Regions from separate parts of the Mus musculus genome. Here regions 1 and 2 are each linked to region 3. Evidence: chromatin loops called from intact Hi-C (ENCODE). Cell type or tissue: left cerebral cortex. All regions are shown on one strand.

Region 1 (8,000 bases), 240 kb after region 3:
AGAAAAATAAAAGGATATGGGGGAAGATTGGGTAGACTAGAGAGAGTATACTATCTATCTTACAGTTCCAAGTGGAGATAGTAAAAGGAGAGGAATAGGCAAAAGCAATTGTTTTTAGCAAATAATGTCTTGAATTTTTCCCAACTAACATACCAATTCAACTTGTTCAAAATCAGATAAGAATGAAGATATGCATTATGTATGTATGTATGTATGTATGTATGAAACATAAACTAAAAGTGAAACTAAAAGACAAGGATAAGAACTTACCCCAGTAAGAGAAAGAGAAACCAATGATTTAAATGATTAGAACAGCCGACTTCTCACTGCAATCGTGAAAGCCAAGACACTATGGTATACTCTTTTTGATATGATGAGTAAATGCTTGTCTGAGTATATTTGTGTACCCAAAATAACCCCACTCAAAAAAGGATACAATACACGCATGTACATGCATACACTCATGCACACACAAACACTAATTTTCTCATGTAAGATCTTTATTAAATAAGTTAAAAAGTATTTATGCTTGGGGAAAAAATGATCCCCAAAGGAAATGTGAGATTAAAGAATAATTACCTCAATGATGGTAAATAGATTAGTCTAATAAAATATGGCATGGAACAAAACACCAGAGTACTGCTTACAGAGCTGTAGAAACCCCGGGCATGCTAAAGAGAGCATATAAACGAGGAAGGGTGATGGGGATTGTTGTAAATGTCTATTTTGTTATTCATAGAAAGGTTACTGGTTGAGTTTAAAATTAGGTAACTTAAGTAAGCAAATTATATTTTCTAGGGATTACATGAAAAGCACAGAATGAAGAAACATGAATTCAAAATCAGTTGATGGAAAATAAAATATGAATATTCTATAAGCAAGGCAGAAATAGATGTATACAACAGCTTGTGCAGAGAGGCAACACAGGCCTACTTATACCAGTCAATTTACATGAACTAAGTCAAAAGATGAATAGTTTTAGACTAGCTTAAAAGTTTACTTAGCAATGGGCTATTTACAAGAAGCATAACCTGAAATGATACACAGACATGATAAAAATCTAAAAGGATAGAAAAAAATCATAGCGGGCAGATGCTAACCTAAGGAAAGCCATTGTATTAACTTTAAAAAGAAGTATTATAATAAAAAGGTCTAGAAATGATAAATGTGAAATTAATCTAGAATCTATAGTTGTCAGTTTGAACATTACTAGTGAAACAGTGTAAATTTGTATAAAGGAAAAAACTCTACAGAGTCTAGAGAGATGGCTCAGCAGCTAAGAGGACTGGCTGTTCTACTAGAGGACCCAGGTTTGATTCCCAGCACCCACATGGTGACTTACAATTGTCTGTAACTCCAGTCCCAGGAGATCCAGTGGCCTCTGTGGCCATCACACATGCATGAGATATACCGACATATACAGAGACAAAATAACCAGACACATCAAATAAGGTTTTTCTAGGAAAAAAAAAAAAACAGCAAAGAACAATGAGACATCAGCAACCCTGACAGCATAGCAGAAAGCTTTATCACGTCTCCCCAAAGTCATTGTCTCCCCAAAGTCATTGGCAGATGCACACAGTTAGTGAGTTGCCTCTGTAGAGCATATAAAAGTTGATGAATGATATTTCTCTCCCAGAACCAATTGAATGATCACGGGTGTTGAGCACATTCTGGGGCATAAACACACAATAAACATCATGGCTTCTTCTCCCACAGAACACGCTCTCATACCGAAATGGAATTGCTAGAAACCCATGACCAAAAGTTACAGACAAAACCATCAGTTTTTGGAATTGTGAGACATGCTTCTAAAAATCCATATTTCAAAGAAGAAATTGTGTCAGAAATTAGAAAAGACCTTGAGCCAAAGTCATTATAAATATGTATGGTGCCCATGTTGTGTGAACGCAACTCAAGTTCAGCTGAAGAGAAACTGTCTGATATCCCATTCCTCCATTAGAAATAAGAGCTGAGCATTAATAGCATATCAGTAGCTCGGAGAACATTAGAATAAAAATAGTAGAAGATACTGAAGAAGCCGCTTTGCTTGCATGGTTTACAATATCCCAAAGCTGTTCCCATGGTGGAAGTTTACCAAGACCTGGAGAAAAAAACATTAGGATTGAAGACCTCAATAGCTGTAGGAGAGAGAAAGACAGCCCTGGAAATGGTCCAGGAAGCTGAATAGATAGACACTGACATTTGTATTGCATGACAAGGACCACACTCTAGGAAATTATCTGTGGTTTGTGAACCCAGAAGTGGAATTTTGTGGTTACACTTTGACCCATCTTGAAAGAGCAAAATTAATTTGTGCCTTCAGACATGGGTGATCTTTTAGCTTTTGAATCGTTTCAGAAAGTACTGACCAAGCTCATGAATGTCTGCCAACATCATGGACTACAGATACCAAAAACCAAGCAGAAACTGACTCACATTCTACTCCCTCGTGTAGGATACAGGCAGGACTAACTTCATGATGGTGCAGAGCCCAGAATTAGAATTTGTGATTACAGCATGTTCTGTCGTTTAGAAAGATGTGGTTGTAGTTGATGGCCCATTACAGTTGTTGGGATCTTTCAAGCATACTCATAATAAAGTTCCTCTTTTGTTTAAACTAAAGAAGAAATTATAAAGATAAGAACAAAAAATGATAAAGCAGCAGGTACACATACATATATACACATAAACATGTTTATGTGTATGAATATAATAAAAAAGATTTATAAAGCCAAAACTTATTTATTTGATAAAATAATCAAATTGCAGAACTTTAACAGGAGAAGAGACAAGGTGCAGAGATAAATAAATGTTAGGAATAAGAAAAGTTTCATTGATATGGGTATCTATAATTAAGAACATATAACAAACAAGTTTATGCTATAATTTGAAAATGTCAACAAAAACATAAATTTGTGAAATGATATTTTTTATTAAAACTGACACAGGAAAAAAATAAAACCTGGCCCATGATCATGAAAGAAATTGAATTTATAGTTTAAAATATACTGTACAGACATATAGAGTAGAGAAACACAGTAAGTGCCCAATAGTAAAGCAGGTTGCACCTACTTTTTCTGTAGTTAAGCATCTAGAGAAAGTCTGATTTTATAGCACAATTGTTGAAGATCTTAACAGTCCTGATTCATAGAAGAAAATTCTCAATTGTATTTTGTGTTCTGATTCAACAAAGCAAAAGACACACACACTTCTTAAATTGAATTCATAAGCTGTATGGAGTTGCGAGGGAGAAATATGAGAAGCCTTGCCTGCAATTAGTTCTTGCCATTGAACTCTTTAATACGATCCCACCTTCCTGTGGCAGGGCAGAGGGAGAATGCCCACAACCGTTACTGTACTCCTGGTGTCTAGATCTGGCAGCCAGGAGAAAGGGAACCTCTCTCTGCCATGCTTTTACCATGGTGAATCTTGGCTAGATTGAGTCATTTGGCATTACCACATGCAGGAGAGTTTGTTGGGCAGCCATGGGATATATACAAATCATGGACTCCTGCCTACGCACCAAGACTTCTCACTGGGGTTTCTCATGGGAGGTCAGAGCTTCAGTCTTGGAAAAGTCTTTATCATTTGGCCCTCTAGACAATGACCTCCTACTCTGATGATCCATTTTTAAAAATTTGTCCATTTATATGAGTACACTGTCGCTGTTTTCAGACATACCAGAAGAGGGCATCAGATCCCATTATAGACGGTTATGAGCCACCACGTGGTTGCTGGGAACTGAACTCAGGACCTCTGGAAGAGCTGTCAGTGTTCCTAACCACTGAGCCATCTCTTCAACTCTGATGACTCTTAAATAGCATTTTCACCCTCCACCCCAGAACGGAACACTTACCTGTCCCTAAGACTGAATCACTGCCTTCATTCTTTCTTGCTTACGTTGAGCTTTGCAGCTTTTACCTGCTGTTTCTTAGCCTCTTCATGGGGTCTGGCTAGGATGTAAGTCTCTTTCTGTGCATGCTTCTGGATCCAAGCATCATCTAGAATGGGAATAATTTTAGCTAATTGGCTGCACCTTTTGGCCTTTGGGGGCACATGGGATCATCCAAAGTCCTCCATCCACATAGCCTTTAACAACTTAATAAGGCTAGCATTTGCACTTGGGGACTCTCTCCACCACAGACCATGACCATTCTATCTCGTGTAGTCTTCTACTGTCCTGTCTACAAGATTTCACCCCCTTGTAAGCCCTCTCTCTCAGCTATGGAGAACCTAGTACCCACCTGCCCATATTGGAGGAAAATGCATATTCAACAGGCATACAAGAGGAAAGAAGCAAAACAGAGTAGAGTAAATAGAGTATTTATACATAATATTATAAATGTCACAATGACATTATTAGCAGCTATCAGTCACCCCTGTGGGTGGGGGGATGGCTTAGTTGGTAGAGTGTCTACCTAGATATACAAGGAAAGTTCCATCCACATCACTACATATAAACCAGCAATAACACCTGTAATCCCAGTACTTAGGAGGTAGGGGTGGGAGAATTTAAGAGTTTAAGGTCATCCTTGGCTGCATAGCAAGTACAAGGCCTGCCTGTGCTGTACAAGACCCTATCTCAAAAAAAAAAAAAAAAAGTTCTTAGTTCCAGTGGGAAGATAGTCTATTAAATATCCATTAAATAACAAAGTCGGTGTCTTTTTTTTAATATTTTCAGAATCTTTCCCTTACAATAATCCCTTTTAGTGCAAACACACAAATACCATAGGCAAGCTAGAATTTATTATCCCAAAACTGTTAGATCTTTCAACATGTTTATCTTGGCCCCCAAAGTTAATCCATCATTATACTTTATTATCTCATTATCATAGTTATTATTTTAACAATTGTAACAAGAAGAAATAAATTTAGATACTCCAAAAACTATAGTGCTCTGTATAAAGCATATGATCATATCCATCGTCCATGTGACATTTATGTTGTATAAATATGCTACTGCCCGTTTAAGAGAGTGTTTTTTAAGGTGTGTATTAATTTATATGTATTCTCTGTCAAAGTTCTTATTCAGATAGTGCTCAAAATCAGCGTTGTAAAGGAAGAAAATTGACTCTGGCTAACTAAGAGTCAAGGGCTGATTGGAAGACATTTATTTGGGGTTTTCCAGCCTGACAGGTGAGGCCTGGATTTCCCGGTTGCTTTAATTTGTATCACTCTTGTAAAGTAAGCCAGAGGCTTTTCACACAGCTAAGCCCATCTCCACCGCTGTCTCCTGTGAGCTGCTCACACCTTTGGCCCACTTTCCCACGGTGTTGCTAATCTCTATTTTTAGAATGTCTACACATTCGAAGCAGTACGGCCTTATCTACACTATAATTTGAACTTCTCTCCCAAGTATGTTATTTCTCTCTGTTTTTGCTATGAAAGGACTGTTTTGCTTATTTTATTTGTGACAAAGTCGTATTGTAGCCCAGGCTAGCCCTGAATTCACTTAGTGTTTTACCTCTAACTTGTAATCCTCCTGCCTCCACCTCTTGCATTACCATGCCCAGTGTTCACTGCTTTTTCAAAACTAAGCAAATATATAAGCCTTTCCCAGTCCTTAGTTAAGAAAATCTGACCCATTCCTGATTGGAGAGAACTTTACCTACCTACTTGTATGATCCTATCGTTCACATTATAATCTCGGATTTTTTTTAAACCAATCCTTGATATAGTGTGGGGAATGGATCAAGTCTTATTTTTCTCTATGAGCATCCTACCACATTCTGTCTTCATCTGTTTTCTATTGATACAACAAAGGCTGGAGGATTTAAGACTAGAAGTTTGCTTTTGCTCATGCTTCTGGAGAAAGCAAGGATAAGACCACAGCCCCAGAGCTACCCAGGCTCAGTAAGGACCTGGTGCCACACTGCAGTCCAGTGAACTGTGAATGAGCAGCAGCACATTCAGAACACACACACACACACACACACACACACACACAGAGAGACACACACACACATACACACACACACACACACACACACAGACACACACACACACAGACACACACACACACATACACACACACATACACACACACACACACAGACACACACACACACACACACACACACACATACACACACATACACACACACCACCACCACCACCAATAACAACAACAACAGACAGACAAGCAAACAAAACAGAGCTTAAGAGTGTAACCGGCTAGGCTTTTTCAAAGAGCTATAGATTTGTGTAGAAAATGATGAGTTTCAGAATGACATTTTATTTATTTTTTATTTTTGCTTTTTCATGGCTCTAAGCAATAACATGTATATTTTTATTAGATTTTTCTTTATTTGCATTTCAAATGTTATTACCTTTCCTGGTTTCACCTCTAAAGACCCCCATCCCCTCCCGCCTCCCCCTGCTCACCAACCCACCCACTCCCGCTTCCCCTATACTGGGGCATAGAACCTTCACAGGACCAAGGGCCTCTCCTCCCATTGATGACCGACTAGGACATCCACTGCTACATATGCAGCTGGAGCCACGAGTCCCACCATGTGTTTTCTTTGGTTGGTGGTTTAGTCCCAGGGAGCTCTGGGGGAACTGGGTGGTTGACATTTTAAATCAAAGTCGCCACGGACTTCGACTGTGTCCACTCTCCTGTATCCCTTCACTCCTAACCTCTCCCATTCTCCTCTTCACCTTTCCAAGCAGTTCCCCTTCTATTTTCTTGGTGTGTGTGTATGTGAGTATGTGTGTGTATGTGAGTGTGTGCATGTGTGTGAGTGTATGTATGTGTGTGTGTGTATTTCTGGTAGATAAAAGCTATGAGCCCTGCCACTGATTTTTTTTTTAAATCCTGGGAACTAAAGCCAGGGATTGAACCCCAGAATACACTGAGCTGCACCCCACCCTCCTTTTACGTTTAAGACAGGATCTCATTCGCTTTCCCAGGCTGACCTTGAATTCACCCAGAAGCCAGAGAGGGCTTGAACCTGGCATCCTCCTGCCTCACCCTCTCACATAGCTGGGATCACAGACCTGAAGTTCCAGGTCCAGGTCCTGCCTCTTTTTGGTCTTGTTTTGTCGTAATCCCATCACTTGGAAGGTAGAAACAGCATGGCCGGTGGTTTAAGACCATCCTCGGGTACGTGGTGAGTTGGAAGCTAACCTGGCTATCAGACACTGTCTCAAATTAATTGATTGATTTTAAAAGACATGCCGAGATGCTCAATTAATAAACTAAATCCCCTCCAGAACTGATACTCTACTGAGTGCTGTGCCCATCATTGGTTTAGTTCCTTGTCTTCTTGTCTTGTTGCTGTAACTACCTGAAAAGAAGCAAATGTACAGGAAGAAGAATTTGTGTTGGCTCAGTCTCAGGGTAGACCCCACCATAGTGGGGAAGGCACGGCAGCAGTAACTTAGGGTGCTGGCACACTGCATCCACAATTCAGAAGCAGTGAGTGGGGCCGGGAGAAATGGCTCAGAGCTTTAGCACACTAACTACTCTTGTAGAGGACCTGGGTTCAGTTCCCATCACCCACATGGCAGCTCACGATCACCCCTGACTCCAGTTCCAGAAGATTTTAAAAAACAGAAAGCAATGAGCGTTGGTTCTCAGCTCCATCTTCATCCAGTTCTGGACCCCAGCCCACAGGTATAGCACCTACATTTATGGGGACCCTTCTAATTATTTTTAACTTGGTCAAGATAATCTCTCACAAGCATGTTTAGAGGCTAACCCAATTTAGATAGTCCCACATAAGTATGCCCAGAGGCTTATCTCGGTGATTCTAGAGTCTGTCAAGTTGACAACCAGTATCAAACATCACAAAAATTAACTCATGTCAAGGACCACAAGAAATCAGAATCCTTAGCCTCTAGTGCCCAAAGATAGACAATGCCAAGTGTCAGAGCTTTGGGGAAACACGGACTTGACTAGAGAGAACTTCTGGTCTACCTGTTCCCTTCTGGACAGTCAGCTATTGCTACCTCTACTCTATTGGAATGTGTGCCACAATCCATAATCTTTTGGA
Region 2 (8,000 bases), 190 kb before region 3:
ACTCGGGTTTAAGAATAGCAATTCCAATGCCCATAAAATAGTCTAGTCGCAGACAGTAGATGTGCACATAGATGCAAACTCTCTAAACACGAGGCGAACAAGATGATTCCAGGAAGGCGGGGTGGGAGTAGGCAAGCAAGGGTAGACTCCCTATGGATGCTCATGTAGGTTAATAGTAGGGACTCTATCAATAAACCCATTATCAACACACTGAAAGAGAAACCCTATCAATCAAAAAGACATTTGATTCAACCTAGCAACTATTCCTAATGAAACAAGAAAACAAAGTGAACAGCACATGTTATGTCAAACGGTGATACAGTGAGCCCCATCTCAGTGTAAACCAAGCCAATCTCTCTCTCTCTTTCTCTCTCTCTCTCTCCTTCTCCCCATCCCTCCCTCCCTCCTTCTCCCCTCCCTCATCTTATATACAGACAACTCATATGCTCACCACCTTTTAGCTGGGTATGGTGGTGTACAGCTACAATTCCCACAATGGGGGGCGGATGTCAGGAGGATCATTCATTCAAGGCGGGAGGAAGGGAGGAAATTAGGGAAAGAAGATGGAGGGAGGGAGGGTGTTTGAAATGTTTAGAGTCCTAAGAGAATTTTGTTGGGTGTCTAGATGGAGGATAAATGGCAGTTTAAAAACCTATCAGAAAAGCAAGTGGCTGCGCATGGCATTTCAGTGAGGATTCTTTTAGTGACAACAAACAAAATCAGAAGAAACTAGACAGCAGAGGTAAGGGCTTCAACAAAGTAAATAATAACGAACAATGCACTAAAGGTTACAGATCTTAAAAAACAAAGTCACTCTTTTATAAAAATTTATTTTATGTGTATGAGTTTCTGTTTTCATGTATGACTGTATACCATGTAAGTGCCTGGAACGGAGGTGAACTGGAGTTAGGGATGGTTGTGAGCTGCCATATGGGCTCTGGGAATCGAACCTGGCTCCTCTGCAAGAACACTGAGCTCTTAAACACCAAGCCACCTCTCCAGCCCTATATGCCTTTTAAAGGAACATAAAAAACAAGATATGACAAGTTTGCAATGTCATGTTTCTGGGGTAGTTTTATGGCTCGAATGTGAGATGTTTCTTTACTCATGTGTTTGAACATTTAGCCCCCAACCAAGCTTGTGAGACCTTCAGCAAGTGGGTTCTAGCTGGAGGAAGTGGTCTCAGGTCTTAGGACAGTGGGCCTTCTAGGCTATAGCTAGCCCTCATTCCAACCCTGCTTTGTGTCTTCTGGTTCACACCATGGAACAAGTCCTAGCTAGATATGTTACCTACCAGGAACTCTGCCATGACTTCCCTGCCATTGAGGGACTGTACCGTCATGGCTCAACATGACTCAAAGTCCACCCCATTTCCTTGGGTTGTTTCTGTTAGGTATTTGGTTGCAGTAATGAGAAAAGTAGTTCATACAGGTAGGAGTACAATACTAAAAATCGACGGTTGCTTTGAAAATTAGCATATGAATTTCATATAATTCTTACAAGAGTTTCACTAGCTTTGGGATTTGGTAAAATGAACTTAATAAGCACCAAAATGATAGTCTAGAAAAATATTATAAAAAGACTAATGTTACAAGATAACAGAATTGCTATAACTAAGTGTCAGATTGGAGATTAGAAAATTGGTAGCTTAGTTCAGTAGGAAAAGGATGCATTCAAAAACAAATTAGACATAGATACAAAATGAAATAGAAAACTCCAAGATAATCTAGGAGACTGTGTCCCCAGATCTTATAAAATTGCATGATGGTCTGCAAAGATTGTGTCAACCCAGCAATCCCTCTCATGGGTTTTGTGGTATACAAATCAACCCTTCGTGTTCAGAGATTCTATAAGATGTTCAGTGAGAAATATAAGATGCCAGGAACTGTACACAGTTCATTTAGATTTCGCATGCATGTTTGTGCGTGTTTGTGAGTGTGCGCACATATGGACAGGGGTCAGAGGACAACCTCAGGTGTCATTCTTCAGGTGCTTTCAGCCTTTCAGTCCAGCACCTCCCCTCCTTGGCGTGCAGCTTTAGCTAAGAGGCCAGCGGGCCAATGAGTTTCCGGGGATCTGCCCGTGCCTGTCTCAAGCATGCTACCATGCCTGGCTTTTTATGTAGGCTCCTGGGGGTTGAATTCAGGTCTTCAGGCATGCAAGACAAGCACTTTGTGGACTAAGCCACCTCCTCCACCCCTAGTGAAAAGTTTACAAGCTAAACAATGAGAAGCCTGCCTCAATGTGCATGAGAGCACGAGCTAGGATACTAAGCAGGAGAAGCATCTGCTAGGGCACAGGCCAGAGGGCTGGTGCGGACCCCTGAGGTACTGGAGTAGAGGGCTGAGTAGTAAAACAAGTATAATGTCTTGAACAAATGTACTTCAATAATTTTATTTTTCCAATTTAAAATTTTATCTTACTAAAGTATATATTTTTTGTGAGATAATTTTTCTGTGAATATTTTTGACAGATTCAACCAGTAGGAATTTTTGCATTTTTAGCTTCTCCTTTGCTATGGTGGCTTTTCATGCTGACTCTTATTTTCAGGCCTGGATTCTCCCGGGTCAAGTCATTAGACCAAGCGTTTGTGATTTATGTTCTTTAACATAAAAAGTTTTAGATTTCAATTTTGCTATTTTCAATGTTGTTTAAAAGACAGGATTTTAAAGGTCATTTTTTTGGGATAACAGCTCTTCCTGTAATAATAGCAATAATGAATAATTATTTAGTACTTAGCTTGTACCAAGCACAAAGCAAACTATTTTGACCATAATTTTTGACCTCAAAGATATTTTTTGTTCTCTTTGCATCCATCCCCCACATTTTCAGTTAATCATTTACCTTGTCCTCAAGATACAACTAACACATCCAATTCATAATGAACATTAGCTACAGAAATAATCCATATACTGTAAAATAAATATAAATGTTTTAAAGGCATGGAAGACCCCCCCATGTGTATAACTACTCCTTAGTTCATGTAGCTTGCTATATTTGGCTGCCATAACTGTACACAGACTTGATACTGATGTGGGTTTTCTACAGTATTTGGAGGAGGGGGCTGTGAGTAAAGTCGGTGGCACATTTCTTGAACAGATTTCTAGACAGTGCTTGTGAGTGTGTGTAAAACAGAGGAGTTTGCTCACATTAAAGGGCACTGAACACTTGGCTCTGGCCAATTGCTGTCACAAAGGACTGAGGGTCATGTGTTAACATGCCTGCAGAGTGTTTTTCAACATATTTTTATTTGGATTGAGATATTTAGCACTGGTGAACAACTAGAATTTTATCTAACACGCAGGAGCCAACATTATGTAGTTTCAACCCATCTTCGGGATGCATTTTCATGTCCCCAGTGCTAAATGTAGGACTGGGGGCGCCTTGGGTTAATTTCTGAAAGGTACAGGTAGAGAGGAATGTCAGGTAAGGACTGACAAGGAAGTGCTCCAGGCATTTTAGTGCAGGGTTCTTAAAATATCCATCCAGCAGGTGGCAGCACAAGAACAGAGATGGGCCACTCTGGACCAATAATATCCACAGGTTTCCTCATTTTTGCAAGAACAAGGAAAAAAAGCAGATTGCAACATTCTAGCTTTGGATAGAAGAAAAAAAATACACACATTTTTGTTTAAAAGTAAGAAGGAATCTCCTATTATGTACAAGCTATTAAACTGTGTACTCTCAACCACACTTAAACTCTTATACTTGTAATTGCAGAAAATCCTTTTTTTCATTAAATTAATTAATTAATACTCCATCACACTCCAGCCCATTCACTTGAGACAGGGGTTCTCACTGAACCTGGAGCTAAGCTGACAGTCACCAAGCCCCTAGCCCCCTATCCCTTATGTTGATATTGCAGGCACGCACTGCCACGCCTGGCTGCTGGAGCTCAGTTTTAGGGTCTCATGCTTGAACAGCAATCTCACTAAGCCATTTGAACTCCCACTAAGCCATTTTAGAGATGAAGAAATTGTGTTTTAGAAGGCTAAAAAAAAATGTGCATTTGCAGTTGTACCACACAGTTTTCTCATTGCTGTGACCAAGTATCTGGCAAAAGTGACCTAAGGAAAGAAAGGTTTATCTCGGCTCCATGATTAAGAAGGGACACAGGCTATCTTGGTAGAAAGACAGACTCTGTGTGTGTGTGTGTGTGTGTGTAGGGGTGGGGGAGTCACATTTCAGCCAGTGTCCACAGTCTAGGCAGGACACTGACACTCAGAGCACACCCCACTAATTTACTCTGAGCTCTGAGCTTGTGGAATAGCATTGTCCACATTCAAGGTCAGCCTTCCCTCCTCAGTTAAACCTTCCTGGAAACACCTTCCCAGACACACACAGCCTATGGATGCAAAGTCCTTTTGAATCTAGTCCACTCAGCAACGAAGATGAGCTGTCATGCACAGTTTCTGAGAGGCAGAGCCAAGTCTGGACCTAGAGTTACTTACTGAGTTCTTTCATGGAGCTGTACCTGTTGCTCTAAGTCTCGCCCTGTTGTCTCTGTTCTGCAAACAGTTGGTTTGATGATGCCCTTCAAGCCTGGGCTATCTATATGGTGGGACACAGAAAGCAGCATGACAAGGAGACATTTGTCCCCTAGGTTACAAGGCGCTTGTGCCCTGGAGCTAGTGATTGAGAGACGATGGATGCTATTACAGAGGAACACCTTATTGGCCATCTGGAGAGCACACGTGGACGTGGGACATGCATTTCCTTGTTAATAGGACAGTTTCTGTGACAAGAACAGATGCTCTCTCCTTAGAGCCTACAGTTCACAATGGTTGCCTAGCAATGAGTGGCCTAAGAAGTTTAATGCTTCTGTGATCAATGTGAGGGATTAACTATCACCCCAGCACTCAGCAACTAAGGACCTGCCACCTGGCCACACATTTACCTGGTTTGGATGAGAAACTTTCATTTTCTTAATAAATCTCACGAACAGTTTGCCAAGTAAATTGTTTAGCCAGAAATGGTCAGCATTTCTTCCTGGAGAAGCAGCGTTAGGTAGAGAGGGGATTCGGGTTGACTCCTCCCCCTTTCTGGGGGACCATCCATAAGCTTTCAGTTAGTGCTGTAGGGCCTGCTCCTTCCTCTGCAGAGCAAGAGTTGCCCAGGCAGCTATAATAAGTTAGAGTAGTCAAAGTCCAGACCAGCTTTAAAGGAGGAGGTGATTCTGAGATTCTAGAACAGAAGGAGGTGTGAGAGCAGCGGGATGCTCAAGGTCCACCCTCACCAGCGGGATGCTGAAGGCTCTCACCAGCGGGATGCTGAAGGCCCTCACCAGCGGGATGCTGAAGGCTCTCACCAGCGGGATGCTCAAGGTTCTCACCAGCGGGATGCTCAAGGTTCTCACCAGCGGGATGCTCAAGGTCCACCCTCACCAGTGGGATGCAAGGTCCTCACCATCAGGATGCTCAAGGCACTCACCAGGGGAATGCTCAAGTTACTCGCCACCACAATTGCTATGGTCTACAGCAGCACTGCCATTGAGCTGTAGGGACCAAAGGGGCTGGCCAGCTGGGCTTCATTCCAAGTAGGGAAGGAACAAAGGCAAAGCCAGGCACCAGAATAGAGAGTTTTCAGGTGGTCAGAAAGTTCAGTCTGTGGGATTTAGGGATGGCTGCCCCCCTACCCCCCCCCCCACCCTGTGCTCACTTAGAGAGCTCTGTCACTCACAGGCTCTCAGGAGACAGCTCTGAAAGTGCTGGTGAGCCAAGCTGGTCTCCTGTGCACCTGTATAGGGGAGTGGCCAGTAGCACCTGGGCTGATAGCATGTGGAAACTGGACCTCAGTTTACACATTGCATTTGTGAGAACTACAGCTAAGTCCAGGGAGAATGGGTCCTTCTTTTTCTCCCTCCCTCCCCCCACTCTTCTCTCCTCTCTTCCTCCTTCCACCTTCCTTTCATCTTTTTTAGTCCCTCTTCCTTTCCCCCTTTCTTCCCTTTCCTTCTAATTTCCCTCCATCCCTTCCACCATCCTTTTGTCCTCCCCACCTTCACTTTCTTATTTCCACCCTCCTCCCGTCTCTCCCTTCTTTTGCCCAGGTTGGCCTCAAACTTGCTATGTACTGGGGATAGCCTTGAAGATCTGACCCTCCTTGCCTACACCTCACAACTGCTGGGATTTCAGGCATACTCTACAGCATCCACTTTATGCAGGTCTGGGAATCAAACCCATGGCTTCATGCATGCTCCTCTTTGCCAGTGAGCCCCATTGGAAGCGAGGGCGCTCTCCTGAACAGAGAGCTGAGGCAGTGCAGCCTGCCTTGGCAACCTTCCCCCTGGATCTTTTCAAGTGGAGCCAATTGATGGCTTTTTCAGCAGCAAGGGGAAGATTTCTACTGTTTGTCATGAGGAAATGTAAATTGTTACAATCTGTTTAGAGAGTAATTTTGCAATATTATAAAAATGGGAAAGATGTTAATTGCAATGTTGCTCGTGGCAGTGAAAAAGTGGGAATGATGGAAATCCAGCAACAGAGGGCTGCCTATGAAAGTGATAGTGCCTCTTTTTAAGGAGTAGTGCTCATTAATCGGAGATACTGAAGCAAGTGCAGCTGTAGGAGTGTGGGGAGCTGACCGACCACTTTCTAGCAAAGGAAGGAAACTTTGAACATCAGTCTTATCTTGTCTATGTAAAACAGACCTGTTGGCATGTAGCATCATGTTTGACTAATGCATGGAGTATACTTAAAAAGAACTGAACTTCAACTGTATTACATTATTCTTTGTGTTTTCTGTTTCTTTGGCCATCTCCAGGTTTGGAGCAGTTTGGAGCAGTTGTTTGGATAAAGTCATGTCGAGATGTTTCATAAAGTCTGCAGGAGCCCATGCAGAGGCTGACAGGAGATCTGAGCTTCCTCAGGGGCAGTCCTAGAAGTCCCTACCTGTGCTGTGGAGAAAAAGGATCCTTCTAGTTGTGCCACTTTAGGGGAGTTGAAGGTCATTTGTCATGCACTATGTAGGCCAGCATGTTCACACGTGTCTGTCGACAAGTATCATACTTAGTACTGAATTGGACCTCTAACTGATGGTGGGGGAATTTTCCACTTTGTGGGGAAATTGTGCTCCATATGGCATAGCATTCTTGACAAGATGTTACATTTGGGATGGCTAAGTCTATCTCATTGGCTTCTATCCAGGCTGGGGTATGTTATAACGTAATGCTCGGGCAGCTATTGTACCATACACAGGACTTGACAACGCATTATTAGGCATGGGTGAAATCCTACAGGGACTACTGCATTGGAAACCTTATAGAGCTTATATTTGCTCATACCCAGAATATGGCTTTGCAGCATAGTTGACATCATTCTAGATTCAGTTGAACACATTCTTTGAGCCCTATCTCAACCTAAAGAATGGATACAAGTGAGTAGCTCCGGCCTTTGAGTCTTGTGTCCAAAACCTACTCAGCAGATACCTTCCATAAACAGCCTGTGCTCCTAAGGAAGCTGAAGGAGGTTGAAGTGGAAGTTTCTGGTTGTGTCATGTAATGCAGACTCATGCCAAATAATATATTAAGGGAAGGGTTAGTGTGTTAGGTGACATTGGGACATAAAAGTGAGTGTGCAACTGTCATAGGATGTTTAGGTCTGGACGAAGAGAAGTTGGCCCATGACTTTTTATCAGATTCTCAGGATTTCTATGAAGTGGAAGTTTCTGGGTATGTTAGGTGATACAGACTCACCTGGTGTTATGCTAAGGCAAGACCCCTGGGAGGACACTCGATGGTTAGAAAGAATGTCAGTAACACTCAGTGGACAGTGATGGGGCTCTTGAATAGCTAGCTGTGCAGCTCTTCATTGGTCTCTCATCTTTGCTGATCTTACTTCATTGAGAGAGGCACGACAGAGAACTCTTGGAATTCTTGCTGGTCCTGGTTGCTCCCACTGCCTTGGCGCTGACTCCTGATCATTCAGCAGAAGCCTTGTGGTTTCTGCTGGATTGTGCTGCCATTGATGATTCATATTTGGTGGCACTTTTGAACTGGACTA
Region 3 (8,000 bases):
TTCTTGGAGGATGTATCTGAAGCATCTGGAGGCAGCATTTACATGCAGATTCTGACTGGTAAATGGGAGATGGAGCTAATATTCTGCATTGCTTGCCAGTGTTGTGACTGACCGATGGACCACACTCTGAGTGCAAGGTCAAAGGATCATGAGCATCATCAACAATACATTCCAAAAAGACATTCTGGTTGTATGCTCATTGGCGTATTTGAGTACTTATTTCCCACATGTTCTTGTTAATACTTAAAATATTACATATTTAAGTCAATCTGATAGGGGAACTATGGCAGCCATATCTGGAAAAATGTTTCTAATTCTTATCCAGCTTAATCATCCTCTGGTTAGTTCTTGGCTGGTTCTGATCTCTCTTCCACTGTTTGCTCATGTTCTTCGTCCATTTTCCCCATTGGATAGTTTTATCCTCTGTTGGATTGGCTTATATGTGTTCTTTTGGCTAGTGCTACTTTGTTCTAAGAGCCCACATTTCCTTGAGGGAGGAGGAGCCTGTCTAGCAGAGCTGTCTAGTGGTAAAATCACGGGATCAGGATGCAGTTGATGTCTCCATTATCCGTTTGCATCTCTCTTTCATACTAAGACATCAGCTAGGAGCCTATCCTACTGTAAGGCAGCTGCTTCTTCACTGGTCCACTCCATTAAGGGAATGTGGTCTATGAGTCTCTCTGAGTACCTGTGCGCAGAGGCTACTGTCACATGACCCGAAGTGGATTACTAAGCGACAGATGTGAGGCAGACGGACCTAGTTGCAGGGTTCCTGCAGAATCTGCACTTGAGTACATTGAGGAGTTTAGTTACACCAGCTCTGTTGGGAAGGTGATGGTGGAGGGAAGAAAGGGTCCTTTGTGTGTAACTTCTGGACCCTCTGTTCTCAGAGGAAAGCTGCCTCTAAGAGATTGTCATTTTTTCCTCTCATTTATCTTCCAGACATTTGGATACTCAGAGAGAGTAGTAACAATCAATACTTAGATAATGCCATCAGTGCCCCTCATACAAATTAAAGTTTCATAATATCTCCATGATGTAGGTAACGTTACTATTATCCCATTTGCAGATGGAAGGACTTGAGGCACCAAGTAGTTAGTTAGCTTGCCCAAGACTCCACAGCTAGTAAATGAGAGCATTTGCCTGGCTCCCTAGTCCAAATCTTAACCCTGGCACAAGGGAGGCACCAAATAAACCTTTCTCAGCAGAATGCTTTTTCTGTCAATTACATTTTTGGGCTGTGGCTTCCTAACATCAAATCTTGGGCGTCTACGACTTTTGTTTCTGAATGGATTATCCACTTTTGCTTTGCAACCCACCAGTCTCCATTCCCTTGAGTGCCTGCCACCCTACTTCCCATAATGCCAGACCAAGACTAAAGCCTTCCACTACCAGGGTTTATTTTTCCTGTTAAGCCCCCAAGTTCTCTTGGCACTTCTGGCCCCATGGCTTTACACAGTGCTGCCATCTGGTGGACACATGTGGCCACTGTCAGTTCTCTCTGAGGAGTCTATTCCTGCCGAGAATGTAAGGGATTGATGGCCAAACGAAGATTCACTTTTCTTAATGGTGATACCAAAGACACTTTGAAGAAGGCTTAGCATTGATGGCATAGCGGTGTCTCTGGACATGAGGATAAGAACCTCTATAAAAGGTGAGTCATAGCAGGAAGTGTCTTTAATCCTACTACAGAGGCAGAGGCAGGTGGGTCTTTATAGGATCAAGTCCAGACTTGTCTACTTGTTTACATAGAGAGTTCTAGCTTAGTCGGAGCTACATAGTGAGAGTCTGTCTCAGAAAACAAAATACCCCTCCCTTCCCCACCAAAGACTGCTCTCAAGTCACATCAAGGGGACAGTAGCTTCTTCAGTGTACAACATTCAGTTTATACAGGACAAAGCCACCAGGACTTTCAGTCCTCATGTCACCTCTCGTGGTAGGAGTGGAAGGAGACAGTAGCTTCAGATTCTCAGAATAAGTTTCAAGGACCACTTGGCATCAGTTGGCTCACATCGACTATCTGAGGAATTTTTCAGTTCTGATGCACATCAAGGGGCCTGATAGTGAAGCTCCCGGCAGGACTTATTAAATGGCAAAGTGGGAAGACGCTTGGGGTTAGACGAGTGACATAAGTGGAAAGTCGAGAACCTCCTTGGACTGAACAGCTCTCCATGCTTAGAAAAGAGGCCCCCGATGAGACTGAAGCCTACACCGCAGCCATAGGTCTAGAGCAAACTGGGCAAGTGTCCCAGGCAACTGGTCATTTAGACAAAATGTCAGGAACTTGCTGAGTTCCTGTTGAGTTGAATACAATTGAACTGAGGGCCAAAGATAAGAATCTATGTTCAAGAACCATTTATAAAGGGAGCTTGCAGAGATACTGGGGCCTTTGACCTTGTAATTCTGCAGAGGGTGGTGAGTAAATGCCTACACAAACCCCTCCCATGCCCCTGTTTCTAACCAAGGTTTTGGGGATCTTGAGTTGGAATCTGAGGGTATGTGGGGCAATCAGGCCCAGCAGCATTCCTTCTATCAGCCCCTGTGGCTGAATTGCTGATGGTAAAGAAAGACATTCAAGCAGAAAGCCAATGAGGTGGAACCAAGCCAGCTAGAGGACAAGCTCCTTCTTGCTGCCCACAGCCTTAGACTCTGTAGCTTCCAGTAGGGGAGAAGAGCTGAGAGTGGTCAATAGAAAAATCAAGGTTTGCTGAGCAGCCAGGTGGTGTTCTTGGACCCGGGAAGGGAGGAACTGCATCCTGGAATGATAACCACAGGAGCCTGGGCACCCACTGTGTGTCCTGTCCTAAGCCCTTTTGGTATATCCTCTCATTTAATACTTATAAGCAGGAAGGTATTGTTGATATTTGATAGATGGGGGAAATGTCTCTTATGGTGTTCTGACCCTTGCTCAAGCTCATGTAACTAACACATACAGGAGCATCAAACCCAGGAGCCTCTCTCTCTCTCTCTCTCTCTCTGTGTGTGTGTGTGTGTGTGTGTGTGTTTCTACATCCTCTCTCCAGAAAGGCTCTGTCGACCACTTGATAGCCATGAACACTGAATGTGTGGGAATTATACAAGTCATGGAGAATTGCATCCTCTTGTCCCAATACTGCGTATAAGGCTTCCTTAGACGTGGGGTGTAGTGATATCCATAAGCAGTAACGGCTCCCAGAGCATGAATTCGTCCAGGGAGCTGCATAGTGCATAGATGTGACCAACGATTGCAGAGACACCCTCACTATTCACTATGCCTCTCCTAGAGATTTCCGGAAGGCATTTGGTGACACCCGGGAGACCAACAGAGAGAGGCAGAGTAAAGGCTCAAGAAGCATAAGGTGTGGACATTATGAGGCCTAGCCACTTGTATGGTTTGAGTCTCCATTATCAAAAAGGAGATGGAGGCGAGGAGTCCGTTTTTTCAGGTGGAAAAGCAGAATGCCCTCAGTTGGGGAAGGTGAGGGTATAGGAGCATCTTGGTCCCCAAAGCTTGGGCTTCTTAGCGGGAGCGCGAGCGGGGAATTACTCTAGAGGTGGAATCTGCCGGCCTGGGCGGGGACTGGAGGTTCCTGATCTGCAGGCCCTAGGGTGGCCCGAGGGCGCGGGAGACTCAGCTGTGTCCGGACCGGAGCCTGCTGCCAGCAGGTGGGGCGCGGGGCGGGGCTCCGCCCCCTGGCCCCTCCTCGTTGGTCCGCAGCCGCCCAGTCCCGACCCTTTTCCAGAGCCAGAGCGCGATTGGTGGCGGCGCTTGTCGCTCGGAGGGGGCCGGGCCGCTCTGCTTCGCTCCTCTGGTCGCAGCCACAGCCGCGGTTCTCCTGAGCGGCGAGCGGAGGGCTGGTGGCATCTCCCAGGCAGCCAGCACTGGAGATGGAAAGCAACGCGGCTGGGCCCTGGCAGTGACAAAGTTTCCCAGCCCTGCAGGTCTCGTCTCGCCACTGCCGGCCACCCGTGACCGCCTAGGGAAAAGCTCGGGGATTTTGAATTTGCGGGGGAAAAGCCCAAAACAAAAATCTAGACCCACCTCGTTTTCTTTGTGGAGCTCTTTCTCAGGGTGGCCAGCGGCCGGAGCTGCAAAGTTGTGCGCCGCAGCTCACACTGCCAGGAGACCCGCCTTTGGAGAGACTTAGGTGCTGGCGCACCCAGAGACCCCAGACGTGCCAAGGGGGTTGAGCGCGGGGGAGTTTGGGGTGTACAGCGAGGAGGGGCCCCGGGTGCTCTATATGGAGGAAGGACCCCAGAATGGTGTGTACCAGGAAGACCAAAACTTTGGTGTCCACTTGCGTGATCCTAAGCGGCATGACCAACATCATATGCCTGCTGTACGTGGGCTGGGTCACCAACTACATCGCCAGCGTGTATGTGCGGGGGCAGGAGCCAGTGCCCGACAAGAAGCTGGAGGAAGATAAAGGGGACACCCTGAAAATTATCGAGCGGCTGGACCACTTGGAGAATGTCATCAAACAGCATATCCAAGGTACAGGCGTCCTGAGAAACTTGAGCCAGGCGCGAGGCCCGGGAGTGCCCAGTGTGTTCTGCTTGTGGGATGCGCTGGGGCCAATGCGTAGGAGACCAGCGATTGCAGGGAGGGCTATAGGTTGGCAGCTACGTGGTTGGAGGGATTGCAAGGACTGGTGTCCTGGATCTTTTGTGTCTGCCGCCCTGTGAGTCTTCCCTGTGTACGCGTGTGCACAGGTGGTGTGTGTGTGTGTGTGTGTGTGTGTGTGTGTGTGTGTGTGTGTGTGTCTGTGTGTGTGTGTGTGTAGCTTGCTGTCAGTATGGGGACGCGATGTGCACGTGTCCAAACGTGCGTATGATTCCAGGGTGCTCCTTTCCAGGATCGCAGGATCTCACACTAGTCCGGGAGTGTGTCTGACTGGATGTTTGTGCTTCCAAGAGAGAATGTGAGGGCAAAAGAGCTTATTTGCCGGGCTTGTAAGGGACAAGAGAAATGCCTTGTATGACTCTAACTGTGGGTTTTAAGGAGCAGCAAGCTTCAAGACAAATGCGGAGTAGAAAATTACATCGGCCCAGTATTGGCTCCAGCCTCAGTCAGTCTCAGTAGGACTGGGACTGCAGGGGGCATCTTAAGTAGAAAACTGTCCCCACCTAGAGCACACCTGCCTATCCAGGATCCTCCCCTAAGGAGCAGGTGTCAAACCCAAGAAGCAGCTTAGTCCACTGTGGTGGTGTTTCTTCTGTTTCGGATGGAGAAAACCCACGCTGGGCTGCGGCTTTACTTCAGAGCCTTCCGGGTTCTAGCAAGGCCAATCTGCCAGGACAGTTACCTCAGTTGCGGAAGCAGGAAGCAGCCACAGCAGAGCAGACAAACCCACAGGAGCTGGGTCTGAAATCCAAGGCTGCAGTGGGTGGGTGTCTCCAGACTGGGTCCAAAGAGACAGTAGGATATAGAGAAGTCTCCTGCTGTGACCCGGGCAGTGTGAGTATCAGAGGGAAGGGATGGAGCTCGGGGCTCCTAGAGTAAGGTGTGCTCACAGGTGATAGCAATCTGGATTCTCCCTGTCCACCCCAGGTGTCCCCTGCTTTCTTAGACAGGGAGGCTTCTGACCTATAGGGCCCAGCGAGTTTACCTGTAAACCTGGCAGGCCATCTGAGCTACAGGCTGCCTGCTCTGTTTACTCAGGACTACTCTGAATTGGTGTGCTTCCCACATGGCCAGATCGACTCCTTCCCTGGGGAGGTTCCGCTGAGGGCAGAAAGGTGACACAGACAAAGCAAGCACTTGACTTTGAGGGCCCCTAGAAGAGGGACCTTTGGAAGCTCTTACTTCAGACCCACCTCTGTCTCATCCCTGCATTGAGCCTGACAGACCAAACTGTGCCATAGTGCCTGTTGCTGCCATTCTTACTGGGTTTCTATCCCTGGGGTCAGACTCAACGTTAGTCAGCAAGAGAAGTGCACCCTTGATGTGATCTGGGAGATGGACTCAAGGCTGCACCTTGCTCAGACATCTCCAATGTACACACAGATTTTAAGAGATCTTCTGTCATGTATCCACTGTGTCTATGTGTTCAAAAGGATTCTCCCGTTCTTTTCTATCTAGTCAGGAAAGAAGCAAGCAAGGGACTGCTTCAGGAGTCATTTCGAGGATTTCATGAACTCAGGAGCTCAGCACTGAGCAGGCCCTCTCATGTTCAATGTGGGCCATGCCACATGACTTACAAGGCTCCACACAAAAACCATCGTGGAAGTTGGGGATAAAAGAGAACACTTGTAATTTTTCTACCAGGAAGACCTTAGCACTTCCGAATGCTGACCTGATCAACTGGAGGAGAGATGTTCTAAAAAAGAAAGAAAGAAGGAAGGACCCTCCTCAGACTGTGTTAGTCTAGTTGTACTTTGGACAGTAGGAAATTAATGAATTATGAGGACAGGGCCAAAGCCACTACCTGCAGAGGGTGAGGCAGTGACTTGGGAAAGGCTAGGCATGAAGCAGACAGATGGCAGAGGCTAGCTGGTTGCTTGTGCTTTAGTAGTGTTCTGATGAAGACAATGCCCTCCAGGGCTCCAGAACAGCCCCTGCACTTGGGTTTAGGGCTTAAATGTAAGAGACTTGTAAAGTCTGTGAGATCAGACCCTGCCCTTGAGGATGTGGGATGTTTCTGTAGATCTACTGTCTAAGTCTCTTGCATCGGGAGAGCCTTTTGAATAATCCATATTACATTGTGCAACTGAGGATGATAGGGCTGATAAGGAGAATAGCCAAGAACTGTGTGGCGCCTGTTAAGTGCCGTGCCCCACTCTCAGAACTTGGCGTAAGTTGACTTATCTTTAGTGCCTTGTGAGGTTGGTGGTTTTAACTCCATCCTACAGACGTGGACACAGATTTGGAGAGGTTGCTTGACCCCACTGGTCTAAGGTCACACTCTGCTACACCGTAGAACAGAGATTTAAACCCAGAGAGCTTCAGGGTCTCTGGTTTGTCTTGCTGTGAGACAAGATCTTACCGTAGCTGTGTAGGGTTGATTTTGAACTTGAGACCCTCTCACCTCCTCTGGCATTACAGATGGGTGCCACCACATCCAGGTTATTTTAAGTGTTTATTTTGGCTGTTAGTTCTGTAGGCTAGGAGGGGGTCAGTCTGTGTTCTTAAAGTGTATGATATACAGTCTGCTAAGAGGACCAGAGGCTCCCAGGGAAAGAGTGCCGTGTTGATATTAGTTGGCAGCTGTAGCATTGGCAGTATCCTAGTGAAAGGCATCTGAGGATGTTGGAGGGCTAGTGGGCTCAGAAGTGTTCCCACATGGAGATGCTTTCTACTGAGAGACTAGGGCCTATCTGGCTTTTGTTTGGTTTCCTGAGGAGGCAGAGGTCACATTCCCTTAGAGAATGTTTGATGACTCTATGGACGGTTTCTGGCAGGTGGAAGAGAGACAGTCGGGATGGATGAGTGACTGCCCTGCACTAATATCCAGCGCCCTAGTTAGTCATGAGTGTAAGCTTTGCCAGTTTCCAAAGGACAAGCTTAGCGCCTCTCCTCTTTGGAAGGAGAGCTGTCCAGGAAGTTGCAAATGTCACCGGGTGTTCGGCAGGATGTTCTGAGGACTTGCAATTACAAGAGGCTTTGGAGCAGTACTCTAGAGGGCTGTTCTCGCCATGACTGGAAAGTTGATTTTCCTCATAGGGACCACAGTGATATTTCATTTTAATTTGTTTTCTGATTGAATGATTTAATTAGATGGTGCGCGTGAGTCTCTTGGGAATGTAAATTGTATTTTTTGAACATTATTATTTTTTTCTTTTAAAACCAAGTAGATGTTAAATGGCAGGGTGGTTAGCTTCAGACTTTAAAATAAGTATCCTCTTGGATGGAACTCCAAGTAGTTCCTAGTACAAGCTCCAACTTAGGACCTTACACCTTGTTTGAGATAGACAAATGGAGTTAGAGGAAGTCAACGCATGAGAAACCTTGGAAAGAGAAATTCCTCTTTCTCCTTCTCTTCCCTTTTGTCCTTTTCTTTCAGAGACAGTGTCTCATATAG

Evidence for each region. Hi-C counts contacts between places; a loop is a spot of excess contacts. Peaks named below come from ENCODE experiments on the same cell type or tissue, not always from the same donor. Only the 100,000 strongest peaks of a DNase experiment are listed, where the experiment ranks them.
Region 1: it touches region 3 in a loop (2.6-fold over the local background); 2 of 42 quality-filtered maps call a loop at or near these places.
Region 2: it touches region 3 in a loop (8-fold over the local background); 30 of 42 quality-filtered maps call a loop at or near these places.

Annotation. Positions count from the first base shown.
Region 1 is chr7:111,535,407-111,543,406 of GRCm38, reverse strand. The region is part of intron 6 of Galnt18 (polypeptide N-acetylgalactosaminyltransferase 18); the gene reads left to right. Among named protein-coding and RNA genes, the nearest start is that of Galnt18, 240 kb to the left of the region's middle. In left cerebral cortex, a CTCF peak has its summit at 3,677 (motif pointing right); a DNase peak (open chromatin) is centred at 2,420.
Region 2 is chr7:111,965,202-111,973,201 of GRCm38, reverse strand. No RefSeq gene overlaps it. Among named protein-coding and RNA genes, the nearest start is that of Gm33204, 41 kb to the left of the region's middle. In left cerebral cortex, a CTCF peak has its summit at 3,487 (motif pointing right); a DNase peak (open chromatin) is centred at 3,488.
Region 3 is chr7:111,775,787-111,783,786 of GRCm38, reverse strand. Galnt18 (polypeptide N-acetylgalactosaminyltransferase 18) reads left to right here and starts at 3,810. Exons shown (of 11, transcript NM_001360903.1): 1 at 3,810-4,474. The coding sequence starts at 4,240. In left cerebral cortex, CTCF peaks have their summits at 1,476 (motif pointing left) and 3,622; DNase peaks (open chromatin) are centred at 5,273, 5,966, 6,569, 7,366 and 4 more places; H3K4me3 peaks cover 4,477 bases; H3K27ac peaks cover 2,543 bases.